2 separate regions of the Homo sapiens genome follow, and region 2 is linked to region 1. A link is a contact called in ENCODE Hi-C or POLR2A ChIA-PET data. All regions are on one chromosome and are shown on one strand. The core of a region is the stretch at or near the end of the contact, and the rest is flanking DNA. Distances in the headings are between cores, read along the strand shown.

Region 1 (7,013 bases), core at 3,530-6,029:
GTAAGCTTCCTGTGGCACACGCACAAGTCCTTTCCCCTCTCTGGGCCTCAGTTTCCCTATCTGTAAAATGAAAGGATTGGAACCAAGGGGTGATGAGGTTGTGTCTGGCTCTCAAGATTTTGAAATGAACTGGTGAGCCATGATTGGCTAATCCTGGAGCAGAGGGTAGGGAGACTCCCCAGTCATCAGCCAAGACCCAACCCTTTTAGAGAAAGAATCCAGGATGGGGGTGAGTCCTGGAGCAGGAGGAGCCTGCTGCAAGACAGACAGGGAAGCATTCCCCAGGCCATCAACTCACTCTTCTTCCCAGACTTCCTCAAGTGGGTCTTGGTCTCCCTTGCCAGGAGCCCCAAACTCCCTGCTGCCAGATGCCCTCACGGCCTTTGACCAGATGTTTAGGCTCTGCCAAGTTTCCTTGGACAGTACCCTGGGTTGCCTCCATACTAACTTATCCCCACCTTAAAGGATTCATGGGAAAGAGTGTAGGACTTGGAGTCAGGGGCCTTGAGTTCTGGTCCCAGCTTGCTGAGTAATCTTAGGCAAGCGATTGCACTTCTCTGAACCCTAACTTGGCCCTTGGATTCAGTGCCAGTTGCCGTTTCAGGACCCACCATGGCCTCTAAGTTTTGAGGTAATGAAAGGGATATCTACTAGCTGGTTCCTGGCTTCGCCAAGGGAATGTCACTTCCAAACCAGACGTTGGTGAAGGTCCAGGAACGTAGGTCCTGAAGACGAGCCCTGTCCTCAGAGCCCGAGATAGTTTCTAGCCCATAGTCAGAGGCTTCTTCTGTTTTGTCCTACTAGGGAAAGGGGGAAGGGAGAAACACTCTTGACCTTAACCTTGGCTTCTTTACGTCACAATAGTGAAAGTCTTGTTATTGTCTAATCAAGGGCACCCACTTTACCTGGGATGATCCTGGGGCTGGAGAGGGGAAGTGACTTGATTGACTCACACACTGAGGAAGTCCAGGGCTCTCCAGGCCTGGACCCGTGTCTCCCTGGCTTTCTGCCACACCATCACATTGTTTGAGTCTTCATTTGGCACAATTTAGGGAGGTTTGGGCAGTTAATTTGGGGCTGGGATGAGCAGGGATAAGACTCCAATTCCGTTCAAAGCCGATTCCAAATAAACCATCCTTCTCCAAACCAGAACCACCCCTCCCTAGAAGGTCAGGGACATTCCAAGGAAATTCTTGGGAATTAAATATACCTCATGGAGAGGTGAGGAATTGAATGATTTCCAATTTTCCCTCCTCACCAAACATATATCCTTGAAACCTTGGTTCCTACTTCTGGACAATGACCTTGAACTTGATTAGACCTGTTCTCTCCTGGAGTGGAATCACTCCTTTACTCCTTCCTTTGCATTTCCTGAGTACCTACTAGGTGCCAGACCCCATGTTAAGTGAGGTAAATCAGAGCTGCCTAAGACATATGCCTGTCCTTGAAGAATTCAGCCAACCAGGAAGGACACAAATGATTCATATCCATGATACAATGGCAAGAGCTTCTCCACCCACAAACTAGATCCACTCTTCTAGGATGGGGTCTCACCACACCAGATACCAAGGGTGGGAGCAAAAGAAGACGAAGTTCCCCTGGGGGCTGCACCCCACCCACCGGCAGCATTCTCCCCAGGAAGACAGACCCCCGGCCTCTTTACCTCCAGCGTCATGCATCTAGTACATATTCATTCACACTTGGTCTGGGGAGTAGGGGGTGGGGGGGGGGTTGCTGAACAATGTCAGAAATAGTTCTCATCAAGCAGCTACCATGTATGAAATGTGGGAGTACAAATAAGGGGGAAAGTAAGGGGAAATCCAAATGCCAGTTTCTGCCATCCCAAAGGGAACAATTTATTTATATGCCAGAAAAACTGGAGGCCTAGGCTGGGTGCAGTGGCTCACGCCTGTAATCCTAGTACTTTAGGAGGCCAAGGCCGGCGGGTCGCTTGGGGTCAGGAGTTCGAGACCAGCCTGGCCAACATAGCGAAACCTCGCCTCTACTAAAAATTTAAAAACATAGCTGGGCGTGGTGGTGTACGCCTCTAATCCCAGCTACTTGGAGGCTGACGCAGGAGAATCACTTGAACCCCAGAGGCAGAGGCTGCAGTGAGTGAAGATCATACCACTGCACTCTAGCCTGGGTGACAGAGAAAGACTCTGTCTCAAAAAAATAAAATAAAATAACTGGAGGCCTATTAAAAGCGCATCAGTCTAGGAGTTTGGACCCGTGGGTCTTGGTCCCTTAGCATGCCCTGGAGTTGCAGGATTGGTGCTGGCTGATGCCTCTGTGCTTGGTTTGCTTTTCCTTTAAAGCCTGGGCTATCTTTTCTTTCAGGCAATATAAGATATCAGCTAGGTTTGTGGAAAGGAGAAATTCAGATGGGGAGCTGTGCCATAGGGGAATGAGGTGTGAACTGGAGAAGGAGGAAGGGGTAGAGATGAAGAGGAGGGGAGAAGAGGAGGCCTTCAGAAATGTCACTCCCCATGGAGGGTTAGAAACAAGGTCCTTTTCTGGTACCACTGAGCAGCTCAAGAAAGAGGAAGGAAGGAGTGCCAAGTTCCAGGGCCATCTTCTCACCATTCAAACCACCAAGACGATGGTTAGTCAAGGCGCTCAAACTGGGTCACAAGAGCTTTAGAGCAAGCAGTGGGGGTTTGGTCTAGGGGACACTGGGCCTACGAACAGGGGTGAGCCAGAAGGAACAGAAACGGCCCCGGCTACTGGTCAAGCCAGATCCAGGTGTGGCCGCTGTAGTTTGGATATTTGTTCCCCCAAATCTCTTCTTGAAATTTGATCCCAGTGTTGGAGGTGGGGCCTAATGGGAGGTATTTGGGTCATGGAGGTGGATCCCTTATGAATAGGTTAATGCTCTCCCTGTGGGGAGACGGAGGCAATGAGTGATTTCTCTCTCACTCGAGAGCAGGTTGTCCAAAAGAGCCTGGCACTGCCCTTCTCCCTATCTCTTGCTTCCTTCCTCTTGCCATTTGATTCCTGCTCCAGTTCACCTCCCGCCATGAGTGCAAGCAGCCTGAGGCCTCACCAGAGCAGAAGCTGGCACCACACTTCTTGTACAGCCTGCAGAACCTTGAGCCAAATAAACCTCTTTCCTTTATAAATTACCCAGCCTTGCCAGGCATGGTGGCTCATGCCTGTAATCCCAGCACTTCGGGAGGCCAAGGCGGGTGGATCACTTGAGGTCAGGAGCTCAAGACCAGCCTGACCAACATGGTGAAACCCTGTTTCTACTAAAAAAAAAAAAAAGCACAAAATTAGCCGGGTGAGGTGGAGGGCACCTATATTCCCAGCTACTCGGGAGGCTGAGGCAGGAGAATCGCTTGAACCCGGGAGATGGAGGTTGTGGTGAGCCAAGGTCATGCTATTGCACTCTAGCCTGGGCAACAAGAGTGAAACTCTGTCTCAAAATAAATAAATCAATAAATATAAATAAATTACCCAGCCTCAGGTATTCTTTATAGCAACACGAAACGGACTAAGACAGTGGACATGTGCAACAAGCCTGGAGCAGAGAGTGCAGAGCGCCCTGGGCCTAGCACCCTCCTGGCTGCCTGGAGCCCTGAGTAGTTCCCCATGTGTCAGTCATGGCTCCTACCCCAGCAGTCCGTGCACATTTCTAGCTCTGTCATGCATCACTTAGCAGCAGATGCTGGGACTACTGATGCATACCACACAGAGGAAAGAGTTCTGCTTATTAAATTACTAAATCCTGTTTAAAAAGACGGCAACTTGCTCCTAATAGAATTTCTATGTTTCTCGTGATCCTTGGCAACTACAATGAGATTTTTAAATCTCCAGTATGGTGCCAGGGGTAGATTCTTCCAACCAGTTCTCTCTCTACTCACAAGCAGAACCCTCAAAAACAGCTCTGTCCCCTGGGAGGGAATTGTGCTTTCTTAGTATAACAGAGCCTTTCTAATTTGGTTAAAATCTGTTCTGCTGACTGTGGGGCAGTGAGAGGTGTTTCTTTAGGGAAACCATGTGTGTCCACACACGTGTGTGTGGAGGGGGTTCTCTGAAGCTGTCATAGTTGGGAGGGTATGAAATACTATTGTTTATTTTATGCCATTTTATTCCTCCCACCTTCCTGCTTACATATGCGACAAATGGTAGAAGTGAACATGGGATGTTTGTGCTGTGAGGAGTCGATGAATGCCTCCTCCCAGACTCACGCTGCCACCCCTGGAGGACCGCGTGCCGCCGGGAGTCACCCTGTTTTTCATGCAGTCGATGCTGCATTGTTGAACACGGAGGATTACCTAGGCTGGGAAAGAACGTGGAAAGTGTCTCAGTGCATTTAAAGTACCATCAGGTTAAGTCATGGAGAAACATGAGCCTCACTTTGCAGGAAAGAAAAGCTAAATTTGATGAGTAAACCAGACTTCAGGTGTTTTCTGGAAGGTGTATTTTATCTAATGACTTAGCTTTGCTTTTGTCGCTCCATTCTTTTCCCTCTGAGCTCCAGGAGCAAAGTAGTTTTAGGGTCTTTCTTTTATTTTCATTCAAAACATCTCTTCTTACTCTAGTGATATCATCCCTGGAAGACTGAGAAGTCAGAAGAGGTGAATCACGTGTCACCTTCACATCTCTTCTAGAATTACATCAGTCAGAGCTCTGAGGTGCAGTGGGGATCGATGCCAAAAAGCAGAGGGGAGGAAGGAGAGATGGGGAGGGCACAGACGGAGGAGGAAGGGAGCTGGCTCTTTCCAGCCTGCTTATTTTCTTCTTCCTCCTCCTCAACCTTCAAGCCCCCCTTCCTATTTATAAATCACATGAGAGGAAATATCAGACTTTAAAGAGATGGCTGCTTTATATTTATTGATGGTGTTGGTTTCAACACTATTTGCCTGAACTTTTGGACCAACCACCACATGCCTGTCAGTCACAGATGAAAGCCAACATTGGCATTCTCACAGGACACTTAAACTAGATAAGAATGAAGACACACAGACCCTGCCCTGTCTCCCAAGTATTAGCCATATTATCTTCACTCTGTCTCATCTCTTCATCAGTTTCAAACAGCAGAGGAACTTGGCTATGCATGGGAATAATTTCAAATGTGAAATCTAGTCACGCAGGCTAGTGATGGCCCACACAGCCGTCTGCTTATCAGGTGAGCACACTGGTGTGGAAGGGCTGGGATGGGTGGCTGGGCTGAGACTGGACTTTCCTGACCTCTCTCTAGCTGGGGTTTTTAATGTCATTCAATGATGTGTATCTGAGGTATTCAGGGAGAGGGATCGGGACGCACAACCAAGCCAAAATATAATAGATTCAAAGGCCTGGACGTCCTAAGGCCCTTAAGACTGAATTTTTTTTAAATGTTTTCCACTCAGCTGGGTACAGTGGCTCACGCCTGTAATGCCAGCACTTTGGTAGGCTAAGGTGGGCAGATCACCTGAGGTCGGGAGTTTGAAACCAGCCTGACCAACATGGAGAAACCCCATCTCTACTAAAAATACAAAATTAGCCCGGCGTGGTGGCGCATGCCTGTAATCCCAGCTACTTGGGAGGCTGAGGCAGGAGAATCGCTTGAACCCGGGAGGTGGAGGTTGCGGTGAGCTGAGATTGCACCATTGCACTCCAGCCTGGGTGACAAGAGTGAAACTCCGTCTCAAAAAAAAAAAAAAAATATATATATATATACACACACACACACACACACACACACACACACATATTTTCCACTCGCCCCCTTTGCTTTTCTTTTTTAAAGATAGTTCTATGCCTGAACCATTCCTGTTAATTAGGAAGAAAATCTTTCACCCCTCTTTCCTCTATGGTTCCAGTGAATTCCAGACTCCTTAGGATTTCTGGGTCTAGCTGCTCAGAACATATTTATGATGAAAACAAAGCAAAGTGGCCTCAGGACACCAGGGAAGGCCAGGAGTGAGATCCATTTCTGCAACACAGGAAGAGAGGCCTCAAGGGGCAAAAGGAAAATATAATTTGCAGAAGGCACAGTTTTGGCAGCATCTTATTACAACTTCCAGCTGATCGGGTGTAGCCAAACTAGAGACATCTGTTTGGAGTTTACAACAGAAACAAACACACAGAAAGCATGAAAGCGCTGAAACATGCACACCCATACCGCGCTCTAACAGCTCCTCTCCCCCTCGACCTTCGCGCCATCCCCCAACTGGGTCACACTGGGTTGTAGAAGGGAAGGAAATGGGCTCTGCAGCCTGCCCAGCCACCCACCCACCTGCACCGTGACTCACTCACACCAGGATCGGAACTTGTCAACTTTTCTCTCCTTGGTTTTCCTCCCAGGAAAAACAGAGATGGCCCCACTCCTCAGAGAACTCCTCTTTGGGTTTCTAGTTCATCTTTAAAGCTCCCTGAGCTGTTTGTAAAGGAAAAGATAAGGTAGTCTCCTTACGCTTGATTATTAGCATGGCCCACAGAAGGAGGTAGTAAAATCTCAGCAGATCTGGAAGTCACTCCTCCATAAATAACCTCACAGGTCTGGGAGTGCGATATGGAACTCACCGTGGCCTCTCCAAAAGACCAGAAAAAGATCACACAACTTAATTACTGAAAAATACAGGATAATACAAGAAAAGGCTGGTCCCAGACACAGCACCCAGAGTTGTGGAGGTCCAGGAAGGCCCCAGATGGCGCATAAAGTGGACCTTCCTTCCCTAATTCTCTCCAAGCACAGGAAAGGCCAAAGACTGTCTTATGACACCATCCCAGGGTCAGACACAGCCTCTCCCACCCCAACGCAGCAGTTCCAGACGCTCACCTGTTCTGTTAAATTTTCCTCTTTATTCTCTCCCCACTGGCGTGCAAACAGAACCAGAACAGTGCTACTTTTAAAAAATAACAAAATGTTTTATACACATTTCTGTATATACAACTGAACAACATTTTACATGTTTCTTTTGCACAGCAAAAGATATAAACATTCAGCTCTGAGAACACAGTTATGTACAGAAAAAAGTCAAAAATACTTCACAACAGTGCAAAAATATTTTACACAGTATCAT
Region 2 (7,013 bases), core at 1,635-4,134, 520 kb before region 1:
GGCATTCCATGGCTTGCCCCCTCTCCTCCTCCAGATCTTCCCGGTGGCATTCCGTGGCTTGCCCCCTCTCCTCCTCCAGATCTTCCCATGGCATTCCGTGGCTTGCCCCCTCTCCTCCTCCAGATCTTCCCGGTGGCATTCTGTGGCTTGCCCCCTCTCCTCCTCCAGATCTTCCTGGTGGCATTCTGTGGCTTGCCCCCTCTCCTCCTCCAGATCTTCCTGGTGGCATTCCGTGGCTTGCCCCCTTTCCTCCTCCAGATCTTCCTGGTGGCATTCTGTGGCTTGCCCCCTCTCCTCCTCCAGATCTTCCTGGTGGCATTCCGTGGCTTGCCCCCTCTCCTCCTCCAGATCTTCCCGGTGGCATTCCGTGGCTTGCCCCCTCTCCTCCTCCAGATCTTTGTGCAATGAGGCCATCCCTGGCCGTCCTGTGTGAAATCGTGCTCATCTTCTGTGATGAAGGGCCCTGGCCCTTCCTTGCTTTCTTTCTCTTCATAGTTCTTATCGTCTGCTCATGTGGAATGGATTTTGCTTTTTTTTGTTTGTTTTGATCATCTATCTGCCCCACCCAGATGTAAGCTCCATGGGGGCAGGAAGTTCTGTGTGTTTCATTCACTGCTGTGTTCCCAGTTCCCAGAGCGATACAGACACATAGTAGGCAGTCAATAAATATTCATCAAATGAATTAAATGAATACCGTTTTGTTAGGTGTTATCTTGAACTACTTTATTTTAGGGGTCCCCTCAGTCTGCCAGAGCTGGCTCACTGCCTTCGCCCTTTTTCTTCTTTTGAGATGGAGTCTTGCTCTGTCACCCAGCCTGGAGTGCAGAGGCTCGATCTTGGCTCACTGCAATCTCCACCTCCTGGTTCAAGCGATTCTCCTGCCTCAGCCTCCCAAGTAGCTGGGATTACAGGCGTGAGCCACCACGCCCGGCTAATTTTTGTATTTTTAGTAGAGACGGGGTTTCACCATGTTGGCCAGGCTGGTCTCGAACTCCTCACCTTAGGTGAGTCACCTGCTTCAGCCTCCCAGAGTGCTGGGATTACAGGCGTGAGCTACCATGCCCGGCCTGCCTTTGCCCTTTTTCTGAACCCCACTGGAGAACCTTTGGGGGTGGAATCCCGCAGCTTCTGGTGAATCCAGTGGACTCTGAACACTCCTTAGGGTTAGTCACAACCAGGAGCTTGAATTTGTGGGATAGCCATTTCTTGATGGTTCCCCAAGCCTGGAGAACTCTGATTCCTGCTGTGGCGGGTGCTGCCCTTGACTGTCAGCGTTCAGCTGGGGGGAGGAGCAGGGGTTCTTGGTGTGGAAGAAAGCAAAGGAAAAAACAGACATTCAGGAACTTGCCTGAGTGAAAACATCTGAACAAATACTGAACAAAGGGTATAAACATGTGTCCAGTGATTTCAGTGAAAACTATTTTCTGGCAGCTCTTATGGAGCAAATTTGAGGCATTTCGGTTCTCTTATTCTGAAGAGGGACAGCTGAGCAAATTTGTCATAAAATGCTAAAAATAGTAACGTGGTAGAGACCATTTTCTACTAATTTAATGCCAGAAGCTCTTTCTAAGCTAATGAAAATAGTTGCCAAATTGGTTGAACAGTAATATTTCCCGTTTTGGTCCCCTTCATTAGATTCTGTCTTTTAATTTGTCAAGATCTTCTTTTAAATTCTTGGCTATCGGTCAAAGGCATCAGCTGGCTCTTATTACTTCTTGCCAGGACGTCAGCCAACTTTTTTCTGGGCCTCGCCTCACCCATGAGGAGTCCGTCCTCCTGCCCACTGTGTTCAGGGCACTGGGGCACGACAGCAGTCCTGCCCTTGGGGAGCTCACCTTCCGGTTGGTGGAGGGACCCCAAGTGAGTGGGTGTCACACAGGGAGCAAGAGGCGAGAGGTCAGCAGAGCAGCGTCCTGTCCTGTCCTGACTTCAGCGGGGTGTGGGGGTTGTTTGCACGGAGAATGCACCAGGTGCTGTCAGTTCTGTCAGGGCACAGAGAGGAAGCTTTGAGGAGGATGAGGAGAGGTTAGCCTTGAAGGCTTGGGGTGAAGGCTGGGGGAGGGGCCGAGCAGGCATTCTGGGCCAGGGTGTGCGGGCGGCCGGGGCCTCAGCCTGGACTGCAGCTGCTGCTGCCCAGATGGTGTCAGATCCCTGTGTGTCCCTCTGGTGTGTTTGCCAAGCCGCCTCTGGGGCTGACTCTGCTGAGCGTCTTCTCTTTGTCCCGAACTTTGTGCACTGTCCCTGGCTGGAGAAGACTCATTTCTGTACTCAAGTCCTGTGTGTAGTTGCTGATGGCCAGGTCCTGCTGGTCAGCCGCCTTGGACGGAGTCTCGGGCCTGCTTTTCCGTTTTCTGTCCCCTTACTCTGGCTTCTGGATAGCCTTTGGAATATTCCGGGCGATAGCTGGGCCTCCAGAGAGAGTGGGCTGCAGGGTGTGGGCCCGGCCTCCCCTTGCCTGGCGGGTTTTCCTGGTCAGCGTTCCTGCTGCTCCCCGGTCATCCCTCCTGTGCTGCAGCCTTTTTCTCTGGTTCAGACCCACACTCTGCCGTCCCACTGCCTGGGCTTGCTGAGCTCTCCGTTCTGGCTTGAAGGCCTCGCCCGAGCCCTGTCACCGGCTCTGCCTGTCAGGAGGGCCCAAGTGTGCGGCTTCGGTGGGGCTGCCTGACACTGACCTCTGGGGTTGTAAAGGTCCCAGAGGGTCCTAAGTCGGGCCTGATGTGGCTGAGATGGCAAGAGCCGGAACGTTTCTGTAAAATCTGAAAGCCCTTGATGGGGCCGAGGGGGTGAGGAGGATTCCCACCCTGTGTGGACAGGAGCACGCAGCAGCGGAGTGACTCCACCACGTGAGTGGGGTCCAGCGGGTGTGGCACTCGATGACAAGACAGTTTGAGAGCGGCTTGTCTCCGGGGACCTGGCGTAGGTCTCCTCTGCCTTAACCCTTGGCTTTTGCACTTCCTCTGTCTGTCCTCCATACAGGCTTCTTGCCCTAGTGAGGACTGGCTTCTTAACAGGGTGAGCCGGTTCCTGTCCTAACCCCACTGGCATCTTACACTCTGGGAGATAGCTTCCCCCTGAGAGGCGAGTGAGCCACGTAAGGGGAGGTGGGCGATGGCTTCCCTTCTGTCTTGGGTTGGGGGAGTCAGGTACAGTATTTTTTCTTTTAAAGCATCATTGATCACATAATAAGGTTTGTCATAGTCCTTAATCACAGACCTGTGAAATTTGGAGAATTCACGGCACCTAGGATGGGAGTGAGCTTCTGATTGTGAGCTGATTTGGGAGCTAACCTCAAGGAAACTCCTCTTGCAAGCCCCCTGCTGGGTGTCGTGGCCCTCGCCCAGTGACCTCCCGGGGACTCTGGACGCTCTTTGTCTGCCCTTCCTTTTCCCTCACCTCGCTCCCCCGTGAGAAAGTGGGACTCATGCAGCTCAGCTCAGTGACAGAGGGTTTATTAGGGGTAGCTCTGGGACCCATCTTTTGGTGATTTCTTCTCTCTCTTTCTCTAATGGAATAATTGTTTCTGTCTACACTTCTTTATTTTCTCCTCTCTACAGCTGCCTTCTAAAAATGTGCTTTTCTGTTCCTGCAGAACTGAAGCTTGCATGGCCTTTGTTGTGACTTTCCCGTCACGAGCGTTGTCTCTTGGTATTTTCCCATAGGCCAGCCTGCAGGTCATACGTTGTTCATTTTTTTTGTTGTGGTTGGTCCAGTCAGCCAGGACCAGAGCAGGTGGGACCATGTGGTGCCACACGCAGCCAGCTGGGCCTCTTCGGCAGGCGTGTGGGCAGTGGGCAGGTGGGCTGACTGCCACTCTCAGATATAGAGCTGACACCGAGACTGGATGCTGTGCTGTGCTAGGCACAGGAGGGGAGGGGAACAGATGTGAGTCAGATGTGCGGTTTGCCCTCACAACTTCACTTTCTAGTTGGGGAATTGGACATTTACATAAATGTACAAACACCTGTCATACAAAAAAGAAAGGAATAGGTGTCATCCAAATACCACCTCTGTTGGGGTATGTGGTGGGCAGCCTCTAACACGGCCCCCGGTCATCCCTGCCTCCTAGGAGTCGTGCCCTGGTGGGTCCCTGTCCCTTGATGTAGGCTGGACTTATTGACATGCTTCTAGTGAATAGAATCTGGCAAAAGTGATGGCCTGTCACTCTGGGACTGTGTTATAAAAGCCTGCTGCTTCTGTCTTGGGCACTTTCTGTCTCTCTCTCTGAGCCTTGCCTGGAGGAATTCAGCTGCCATGATATGAGCTGCCCTGTGGAGAGGCCTGCATGGTGAGGAACTGATGTCTCTGGCCAGCAGCCAGGGAGGATCTGAGGCCCACCAGCAGCCACACGAGTGAGAGGGGAATTGAGTCTTTACATAGTTGAGCCCTAGCCAACCTTGATTGCAGCCCGTGGGCCAGAGGCTAAGCTTGCCTGAATTGTCTCAGATAAATAACATATTTATCTTACAGCTTATTTATTTATCTGTAAGATAAATAAATATTTGTTGTTTGCAGCTGCTAAGTTTTGGGTTAACTTGTTATGCAGCAGTAGGTAACTGATACAAGGGGATCTCAGCACAGAGAGAGCTGTGAAGTGCCAAGGAGGCGGCACCTTTGGCTAAGGAATTTGGGGAAGGCTTTGAGGAGGATGTGGTATTTGAGCAAGGCTATCTTTTTTCCATAGAGTGTACACCTCTTGTACAAGGTAGAACATCTTGCACATAACAGAAGGCCTGTCTGTCGGTCCCACTTTCCAAGGTGAGTAGAATAAAGTCACTGTTTTCCTGTTGCCTGAGAACCTCCAAACCCTCTGTTGAAGAAGGGCAGGGCTGGCTGTTTCCTGGAGCCCTCCTGCCCAGCCAGACGTGTGGCATCTCTGATGTAGCTGAGTCTCCCGGGCCTGGTGGCCTCCATCTGCAGTGCCACCAACTGTGTGTGGGGCTGCTTTGCACACCATATGCTGATTAGGGAGCAACAACATGGGACCTGCAGGCCCGATGCCCCAGGCGCTCCTCAGACCCGCGAGCCATCCCACAGTCTGCCCGGGGCAGCTCCTCACCTGCCCTCGTGGCTCTTCCAGGCTGGCTCAGCCTGTGGTAGAAGGGTCTGAAGACCCAGGTTAAAGCCTTGTTTCTCTCTCTTACTGATGGCGAGGCACTGAACATCCTCCGTGGGCCTTTTTTTTTCCCCCTCCACCTTTTATTATGGAAAATTTCAAATATCCACAGAAGGAGAGAGGAGAGCATAATGAATGCCTGTGTACTCATCACCGGCTTCAGTAGTTACCAACTCATGGCCTGCCCCTTTTCATCTCGACTCCCACCCATCGCCTTCTCCCCCAGAAGCAAATACCAGATCTTATTTTATTTTTAAATATTTTGATAAGTCTCTCTAACAGAAAAGTACTTTTTTTTTTTGAGACGGAGTCTTGCTCTGTCACCCAGGCTGGAGTGCAATGGCCAAATCTTTCACTGCAACCTCTGCCTTCCAGGTTCAAGTGACTCTCCTGCCTCAGCCTCCTGAGTAGCTGGGATTACAGGCACGTGCCACCACGCCCGGCTAATTTTTGTATTTTTAGTAGAGATGGGGTTTCACCATGTTGCTTAGGCTGGTCCTGAACTCCTGACCTCAAGTGATCCTCCCACCGCGACCTCCCAAAGTGCTGGGATTGCAGGTGTGAGCCACCGCAACTGGCTGGAAAGTACTATTTGTATTAAATGCGCTATTTTTATTACATTTAGCAAAACTAACAATAAATAATCACCTTATTGCCATCTAGTATCCATGCAGGATTCACATTCTTGAATTGACTACATGTTTCATTTGGTTGACTCTTGAGTCTTTCCCATTCTCTCTTTCAAAATTAAACTTTAGGCCGTGCGTGGTGGCTCACGCCTGTAATCGTAGCACTTCGGGAGGCCGAGGCGGGTGGATCACGAGATCAGGAGATTGACACCATCCTGGCTAACACAGTGAAGCCCCGTCTCTACTAAAAATACAAAAAATTAGCTGGGCGTGGTGGTGGGGGCCTGTAGTCCCAGCTACTCGGAGAATGGTGTGAACCCGGGAGGCAGAGCTTGCAGTGAGCTGAGATCGTGCCACTGCACTCCAGGCTGGGTGACAGAGTGAGACTCCCTCTCAAAAAAAAAAAAAAAAAAAAATTAAACTTTAAATTTTAAGATAATTGTAGATTACCATGAGGTTGTAAGAAGCAATACAGAGATCCTTTACCCACTTTCCCCCAGTGGTAACATCTTGCAAAAACTATAGCAAATACAACAACCAGGATATTGTTTTTGTTGTTGTTGTCTGTTAGTTTTGAGACAGAGCCTTGCTGTGTTGCCCAGGCTGGAGTGCAGTGGCACGATCTCGGCTGACTGCAACCTTCACCTCCTGGGTTCAAGCGATTCTCCTGCCTCAGCCTCCCGAGTAGCTGATATTACAGTCGCCTGCCACCACATTTGGCTAATTTTTGTATTTTTAGTAGAGACAGGGTTTTATCATGTTACCCAGGCTGGTTTTGAACTCGTGACCTTGGGTAATTCACCCGCCTCGGCCTCCCACAGTGCTGGGATTCCAGGCATGAGCTACCGTGCCCGGCCAGGATAGTGACTTTGATACCATCAAGCTGAGAACGTTTATCCCCACAAAGATCCTTCGTGCTGCCTTTTACAGCCACACCCACCTCCTCTGACCCGTAGCAACCACTAATTTCCTCCTTCATTTCTGTATTTCAAGAATGTGTATCAATGGAATCCTAAAGTATGTAACCTTTTGAGATAGGCCTTTTTTCTCAACATAATCCTCAAGAGGTTCATTCCAGTTGTTGCGTGTCAGTAATTCACTTTTTAATTGCTGAGTCGTATTTCATCATGCGAATATACCAGTTTGCTTAACCATCCATTTAAGGACAGCTTGGTTGTCCCCAGTTTGCGGCTAGTATGCATAAAGCTGCATTTTGTTGTATGGACATAAATTTTTATTTCTCTGATATAAATGCCTGAAAGTACAGTAGC

Evidence for each region. Hi-C counts contacts between places; a loop is a spot of excess contacts on that map. ChIA-PET counts read pairs that join two places held with the same protein, here RNA polymerase II (POLR2A). Pooled maps may share reads with other maps.
Region 2: a loop to region 1 is called in a map with no recorded cell type, with 7 times the contacts of the local background. The contact joins two enhancer-like sites. A Hi-C loop is called at or near these places in 1 of 168 maps with a recorded cell type or tissue (chondrocyte), 5 of 37 single-sample maps with no recorded cell type and 9 of 50 pooled maps. POLR2A ChIA-PET finds 5 or more read pairs at or near these places in 6 of 52 experiments (AG04449, AG04450, CD8-positive, alpha-beta memory T cell and 3 more).

Annotation. Positions count from the first base shown.
Region 1 is chr3:194,688,797-194,695,809 of GRCh38, reverse strand. It overlaps FAM43A (family with sequence similarity 43 member A), which reads right to left. Exons shown (of 1, transcript NM_153690.5): 1 at 6,773-7,013. Among named protein-coding and RNA genes, the nearest start is that of FAM43A, 6.4 kb to the right of the region's middle. RefSeq lists an enhancer at 6,111-6,230. Within about 2 kb of position 4,779, at least 8 of the 41 ENCODE cell types and tissues checked have a DNase peak (open chromatin) inside an H3K27ac peak, as active enhancers do.
Region 2 is chr3:195,205,167-195,212,179 of GRCh38, reverse strand. All of the region lies in intron 2 of XXYLT1 (xyloside xylosyltransferase 1), which reads left to right. Among named protein-coding and RNA genes, the nearest start is that of XXYLT1-AS2, 61 kb to the right of the region's middle. RefSeq lists a silencer at 91-264 and enhancers at 1-359, 4,429-4,954, 4,955-5,482. Within about 2 kb of position 2,884, at least 24 of the 41 ENCODE cell types and tissues checked have a DNase peak (open chromatin) inside an H3K27ac peak, as active enhancers do.